3 separate regions of the Homo sapiens genome follow, and all the other regions are linked to region 1. The links are chromatin loops, found by intact Hi-C in ENCODE. Cell type or tissue: PC-3. All regions are shown on one strand. Region 1 overlaps KCNIP4 (potassium voltage-gated channel interacting protein 4). Region 2 has its middle 270 kb from the start of MIR12115. Region 3 has its middle 180 kb from the start of KCNIP4.

The links. A loop is a pair of places that touch in the nucleus more often than their neighbours do. Peaks named below come from ENCODE experiments on the same cell type or tissue, not always from the same donor. Only the 100,000 strongest peaks of a DNase experiment are listed, where the experiment ranks them.
Region 2: a loop joins it to region 1, with 15 times the contacts of the local background. A loop is called at or near these places in 5 of 110 quality-filtered maps.
Region 3: it touches region 1 in a loop (10-fold over the local background); 8 of 110 quality-filtered maps call a loop at or near these places.

Annotation. Positions count from the first base shown.
Region 1 is chr4:21,789,246-21,791,745 of GRCh38, forward strand. The region is part of intron 1 of KCNIP4 (potassium voltage-gated channel interacting protein 4); the gene reads right to left. Among named protein-coding and RNA genes, the nearest start is that of KCNIP4-IT1, 63 kb to the right of the region's middle. In PC-3, CTCF peaks have their summits at 175 (motif pointing right) and 1,395 (motif pointing right); DNase peaks (open chromatin) are centred at 186, 1,396, 2,056 and 2,366; H3K4me3 peaks cover 600 bases; H3K27ac peaks cover 1,105 bases.
Region 2 is chr4:22,244,294-22,246,793 of GRCh38, forward strand. No RefSeq gene overlaps it. Among named protein-coding and RNA genes, the nearest start is that of MIR12115, 270 kb to the right of the region's middle. In PC-3, no CTCF peak of the experiment used is centred here; a DNase peak (open chromatin) is centred at 1,208; H3K27ac peaks cover 1,058 bases.
Region 3 is chr4:22,128,416-22,130,915 of GRCh38, forward strand. No RefSeq gene overlaps it. Among named protein-coding and RNA genes, the nearest start is that of KCNIP4, 180 kb to the left of the region's middle. In PC-3, a CTCF peak has its summit at 1,245 (motif pointing right); a DNase peak (open chromatin) is centred at 1,236.

The sequences.
Region 1 (2,500 bases):
TTAGTTGTATAAATTTTCATTTACTTTGGGAATGATTGTGTCTTTCAAAGTTTAATTTAAAATGTAAGTAAATTTCAGGTGCAGCATTTCATCTCAGCTGACAATTTATCTCTAATAGAAGAGAGCTACTTCAAATTAGACAATGGAAACCTCTTTTGCTTTAGTCTGCAAAACCACCACTAGATGGCGGTACCTACACAGTTATTCTAAGGCCAGTAGGGAACATGGTCTCTTTTTCAGTAAGCAGTTGGCTTCACAAAAAGTAAGTACTTCTTTTAAAAATCTAAATTTCTGTATTATTATTAGATACAGCAACTGGGTCACAGAGGGGTGGAGGTTTAAGACTACGTAACATCTTTGCTACATCTGTGTGAAGAACAGGATGTGTCTTTCCTAGTTAGCTCATCGTCAAGACATTCAAAGTTTCTTATATCGTTTCCTAAAACAGCATAAACAAAAGATTTAATTTCTGTGTAGATTATTGTTTTTGTGCCAATAAAAGACAAGATATTTGTGCTTGCTCTTACAAAGAAGAAATCAAGGGAGGCAGAACCTTATGTTATTCCTTCTAGTTAAATAAACATGATGTCTAAGGCAACCCACCCAAGTTGGGCCTTCCAAACTATTACTTAAGAAAATGAACATCAGATTCAGTTTGCGTTTGTTTTAAAGGAAATTGATTTGAATAGGAACCCAGAACTGAAGTCCGGTTTCTTCCCATTTTCCATCTTCATATACATTTGACAGTAGGAAAAGCATGGAAATATTATTTTGGTTATGAAACTGCCATGAAAAGCTGCCTCAGCATGTCATTTAACGGAAAGAGCTCCAGGCAAAGCCATTATGTGGATGGGCAAATGAGAGGAGGCTGGGAAGAAACCACATACTGCTTGCGTGAGTATTAAGTTTAAGCCATGGAAAGAGAGAATGAGAGGCTAGAAGAAATAAAAATGATACAAACTAAGCACTGTGCTCTCATTTTCATAGGAAATAGCATCAGCCATTCAACAATCATTCCCTGATAAGTGTGTTCAATCCTTAAAACAATTTCGAAATTACTTACGATTAAAAACATATTTCATCAATGCTGGAAATCTAAGCAACCACTTTAATACGATACTCTACACACACTCATTGTATCTTGTGTTTAGAGTATGTTACAGAGTACACTCAAATTTCACATACACCAGAATAGGAGAGGAATTTCGGAGGCTTTAGAGGTGGGATTTACCTTTCCAAAACCTCACATTATGACAACTTATGTTCCACTTCTCAACTTTAAATTTTTTAAAAAATTAATTCCCAGGACAAGTTTTGTATTATATTTCTATTTGAATATGAAATAGAAAACACATTAAGAAAAAAAAAGAGAACTTTCAACCAGAAGAGGGCGCTATCCTCAAACTTAAAATTTCCACACTGTACTCATAAAGTACCTTTGCAATTCTGAAAGATGCTTCAGCATAATCCAGCTTAATCATTGCCTTATAATCTTAGAAAGAACCCTAACCATATCCTTGAAGGGTGGAATGACCGATTTGCACAATATTCTCATTTTCAATACTCAAAGTAGCCATTATAATTCCAAGTTAATGACAACAGAAGCTGAAAAGGTATCATTCTGTAGCATCACAATCTTCATAATTTGTAACTTTTAAAAATGCTTAACTCTTGCATTCATTCAACTGAAATGTGTGGCTCCTTTATTTGCCTGCGCACTCCACAAAAAAAAAAAAAAAAAAAAAAAAAAGTTATATCTTGGAATACATCATTTTACAAAGACTGCTATTTTTCTTGGTATCTTAGTTTAAGGGGCAATAACAGACTACTCTAGGCTGGGCAGTTTATTATCAACAGAAATGTATTCCTCACAGATCTGGAAGCTGGAAGTCTGAGGACAAATTGCCAGCATGTTTGGGTTCTGGTGAAGGCTCTCTTTGGGGCTGCAGCTGCTGACTTCTCATTGTATACTCACAAGGCTGGAGAATGGGGCAAGCGAGCTCTGAGTTATTTTGTGTGTGTGAGGGCATTAATCTCATTCATGAGGGCTTCATCCTTATATCTGAGTCACCTCCCAAAGGCTCCACCTCCTGATACCATCAGGAGGTATTAGAGGTTAGGATTTCAACACAGGAATTGCGGGGCAGAAGGTAGAGGGGACATTCATTCTATAGCATTTGAGTAACTGGAAAATAAAGCAGACAAGTGAGAATTTGAAGAAGAAAAGGAGGAAGAATGGGAAGGGTGCTGCTTTTAGAAATTCCTGTTCACTGCAGAAAACAAGACAAAAACAAGAATTTATGTGGGCAGAGAAGATAAACACAACCGCGGGACTCACTCTGGTGAGTAAGATGTCTGTGTCCACACTCATCCTAACTGGAGGAAAGTTGACTGCTTTTTCCTACTTTTATGGCTTTGAGTAGGTTCCTTAACATACTTAGTATTTCCATTCCTCAGCTGTAGAAAGCAAACAATAATAAGAACTACCTCTCATGCCTGT
Region 2 (2,500 bases), 460 kb after region 1:
CCTTGTCTTATTCCAGTTCTCAAGGAGAATGACCACTCAATATTTTCAGTATCTCATTTCTTCAGATGAAAAAACAGAGGCCCAGAAAGTGAAAATAACTCCCTTAAAGGCACAAAGGTAGTACTGCTGAATTCATATACCAGCTCCAACAACTACTAGCTGTGTGACCTTAGGTAAGTTATTTAAATTACATGTGTCTAAATTTCTGTATTCATGAAATGGGGATAACGATATTACCTTCTTAAGGTTTCCTTGAGGATTAACAATAGATGCAATTAATAATACATGTAAAAATAAATGCCACATGTCTAGAACAATGCCTAGCACGCAGTAAGTCCTCAGTGATGGCTAGATTTTTATAGCATGTGAAAAATCAGATGAGAAGGTGTTAAATTTGACACTGTAGAAACAGAGGCAATTACATAAGGAGGGTTTCCTCAGATCAAAAGCTACCTGAGGTTTGACTGGAAGGTAAGTTGCAATAAAACTAGACTTTTCTTGTGGAAGCAGCAGGATATCTTATGTAACGTATGACCAACACTTAATACAGTCTTCAATAGCATATGAATCATATTCACCATCACCAATAAACATTTTTTAGCCCTTATTGAATCACAGCATCAATCGAAGAACTTAGAGACTAGTAGATGTACAATACCAAGGGTCCCCCATTTGCAAGGTTAACGTTACCATTGAAGGTTCTATTTCTGCTTAAATATTATAGGAATGATCATGTACCATTTTCACTATTTCTGTCTTATATTCATTTCACCTATTTTAATATTATAAGTTTTCTCTAGGTTGAGCCAAATTTTAATCAATTCAGGCTCTATTGAACACCTAAAAATGAGTAGCATCCACAATGCCTTTCTGCCTATGTGACCATGACATCAAGAAAATCAAGATACTAAAATAAATGAGAGTTAATAAAAACCGAGTAGTACGCTTACATTTTAAAGAGACCATTGAACTAGGCACTTAATGCATTTGAAGTCCAAATATGGCTGGAATCCCTTCTATACTTCCCTTCAAGTGATGGTTCAACTTTAATTTCTACAAAGGCAGAGTAAACATGATTTCCCAGAGCCAATTATTTGATCTTTGTACTCAGATTAATCATGAGACCAAAATTGTATCATCGCAATAAAATAGCTTCACCATGCCTGTAATATGACATTATGATTCATATTTATACACACACACACACACACAATATATTTGTTTTCGTCCAGGGTTCCTGGCTCATAACTCCCATAGCCTTTGTAACAGCCTTTGTTATAATGATAGGGCACTTTGGGCCTCAGAAGCAGGTCTCAGAAAACAGAATCTTTTTTTTCTGAACTTCTGTCTTCCTTTCACCTACTGTTTTTTTCTCCCCCTCTCTCCAAGATGGGGAGAAATATTACCTCGCCTTTTTGCCTTGGAGCTGGCCATAAGGAAATTCTCTGACCTACTTTGTCTGATTATGGATCATAAGACCCTCATTTCAGAAGAGGTTCTGCCCCATACTCTGGAGGAAGGAATGCTGCATGGAGAGGCCAAGAAGAATCTGAACAGATCTTGTTGGTTTTCTGCATCTATTTGTATTAGATCGTACTCTCCTTGTCCAATCACATTTCCACACAGATGCCCATGCTTCAGTCATGCCTATCCAATGCAAAAGGACATGGTACAGAAAGCTTCTGGGGTAACTGAACACAGGGAGGTTCCTGGAGGGTGGCACACCTGGGAAAGTGTGGAAGCCCCACCACTCCCCCTACCATAACTTGCTCCAGGTATCTCATCATCTGTACCCTTTGTAATATTCTTTGTAATAAACTGGTAAATTTGAATGTTTCTCTGAGTCCTGTGAGCCACTCTAACAAATTAATCAAACCCCAGAAAAGGGTCATGGGATCCCTGATTTATAGCCAGTCAGTCAGAAGCACAGGTCAAACAACCTGGGTCTCAGGCTTGACAGCAGAAGGAAGGAGTGTACTCTTGAGAACTGAGCTCTCAACCTGTGGGATCTGATGCTATCTCCAGGTAAATAGTGTCAGAATTGAATTAGAGCACATACAGCTGGTGTCTGCTGCGCAGCTGATTGCTTGCTTGAGATGTGGGGAAAAACCCACATACATTTGGTCACAAAAGTAGCCTATGTTGATTGCCATCAAGTGAGACAATAGAAATAAAACACAGTTTGTGTCTTTTCCACTGATACTGCCCAACTCAAGGCAATTTTCTTGCTATATTCTTACAAAATCTAAATTGCTATTATATATACTTTTTGACCTTGGTACCTCCAGTCTTTCTTTGGACACAGAATTCCACCGTTCTCAAATTTAAAATATATTCTATTATAAAAGAAAAATTTATCAGAAATACTTGTGACTATTATTTATCAAAGCAATGATTTATTACAGAGATAGCAAATGTGTAACACAGAGACCATCACCCTCTCCTATGTTGCTCCCAGCAGACATGGCAAATCAACCATATTTACTACTCCATTCTGTTG
Region 3 (2,500 bases), 340 kb after region 1:
TCTACAATGAACTCAAACAAATTTACAAGAAAAAATCAAACAACCCCATCAAAAAGTCGGCAAAGGATATGAACAGACACTTCTCAAAAGAAGACATTTATTTATGCAGCCAACAGACACATGAAAAAATGCTCATCATCACTGGCCATCAGAGAAATGCAAATCCAAACCACAATGAGATATCATCTCACACCAGTTAGAATGGCGATCATTAAAAAGTCAGGAAACAACAGATGCTGGAGAGGATGTGGAGAAATAGGAACACTTTTACACTGTTGGTGGGACTGTAAACTAGTTCAACCATTGTGGAAGACAGTGTGGTGATTCCTCAAGGATCTAGAACCAGAAATACCATTTGACCCAGCCATCCCATTACTGGGTATATACCCAAAGGATTATAAATCATGCTGCTATAAAGACACATGCACACGTATGTTTATTGTGGCACTATTCACAACAGCAAAGACTTGGAGCCAACCCAAATGTCCAACAATGATAGACTGGATTAAGAAAATGTGGCACATATACACCATGGAATACTATGCAGCCACAAAAAAGGATAAGTTAATGTCCTTTGTAGGGACATGGATGAAGCTGGAAACCATCATTCTGAGCAAACTATTGCAAGGACAGATAACCAAACACCACGTGTTCTCACTCATAGGTGGGAATTGAACAATGAGAACACTTGGACACAGGGTGGGGAACATCACACACTGGGGCCTGTCGTAGGGTGGGGAGAGGGGGGAGGGACAGCATTAGGAGATATAACTAATGTAAATGATGAGTTAACGGGTGCAGCACACCAACATGGCACATGTATACATATGTAACAAACCTGTTCATTGTGCACATGTACCCTAGAACTTAAAGTATAATAAAAAATACATTAATTAATTAAAATAAAAGAAAAGAAAAAGAAAAACTACTCATACTTCAGCGATGGAACTGGAGACCCAACCTGCTCACAGGGGAAAGGCTTTTAAGCCTAAAATTAGAGTGAATGAGAAAGGGTATAGTTTCTCTGCCAGCAGAGAGTCCTCAAAGCAGAATTCTGAAAGAGGGCTACACTGTGTTCAATACTTTGTTTCCTAACTTACCAATTATTGGGGCCCGTCTCCTGCCCTGGGGGAATGACCAGGAAGGATGACACAGGAGGCCAATTGTGTTACTCTAACAGAGGTCGCTGCAAATACAAACAGAAAACAAGGGGTACGTTCTACCCTCCTCCAACAGAGGGCAGCATTCACGGCGTAGACCTTATTCTATCTCCAGTCTCAGCATCATGCTCAAAACGTATTTGTTAATCAAGTTGTTAACTGTCGGGTTGATGACCTCCAAAGAGATACCAGCTTTTAGAGTCAGGCCTGATGTTCCTCTCTAACTTCACGCCCCGAGGCAAGTAATCGAGCCTCTTTGATTTCATCAACTGAAATCCAGATGGTAAATACCTAGCTCACAGGAGCCTGGTGAAGGTTAATGTCTGTCAAGAGCTTATCCCAATGCTGGTGGGAGGGAGAGAGGCGTTCAAAGAGGCGAGCTCCCCTCTTCTTTTTTCTAATAAAACCTGCTCTCAGAAAAAAAAAAACATCTAGTATACATCATTGTCATTTATGCTTCCTCCAATGAATTTTCCTCTCAGGGCTTTTTTTTTCTTCCTGTTTCAGCCCCTTCCCTCAGTGTTATGAAAGGCTAATTCAGTCACTTGTAGTTAGCAGCCAAAGAAAAAGAATTCAGGAGGAGGGTGTCTTTCTGGAAATCAGGTGGAAATCAGGATCTCTCTGGAGTATGCTGTTGTCATTATTTTCAATTCCACCCCCTTCCCACACTCCACGTCTGTTTCATGCTAAATTCTTTTTCTCTGAAGGATTGTCAAGGGGACATATGTCCCTTAGATGGCAAGAGGGATATGAAGGATAATGGGAAATGGGGAAAGAAATAAGAAAGATTCGTGTCCTGATTGCATTGCCTCTAAAAACAAATGAAATGGGAGTCAGGATCTGTGACTTTGCATTGCGAGGTTTAGAGAATTGAAACCTAACATGCTTGCTTTTAATTGCTCCTTAATGGTGTACAGAATTACAAGACATTAAATTACTATAGAGGAGTGCAGACAGAATTACTTTATCTGAGTAAAGTCACCTTTAGCTTTTTAAGTTAGCCATTAGGCAGCCTAAATGCTAGAAGACGCCACAATTACTAGTTTTGTTGAAAGCACAGTGGAATATATTCCTGAAGAGTTAGACCCCACCCTCAGCTAGATATCATGAGAAAAGCAAATGCCAAATACCTGTGCCACTTTGCCTGAGGTGCCTAGTATATATCAACTCTATTGCAAGGAAATCGGTGTAAGAGAAATTAAAGCTGCAAAGGGAACTTGAGAGCCACATAGAAGCTGCTTTGTATAGTGGAAATGACACAGCCTTTGGGAACAGGCAGGACTAAAATTGAATCCCAATTCTATTTCCTTGTTGAGAGACCTTGGGCAAATATTTTTCCC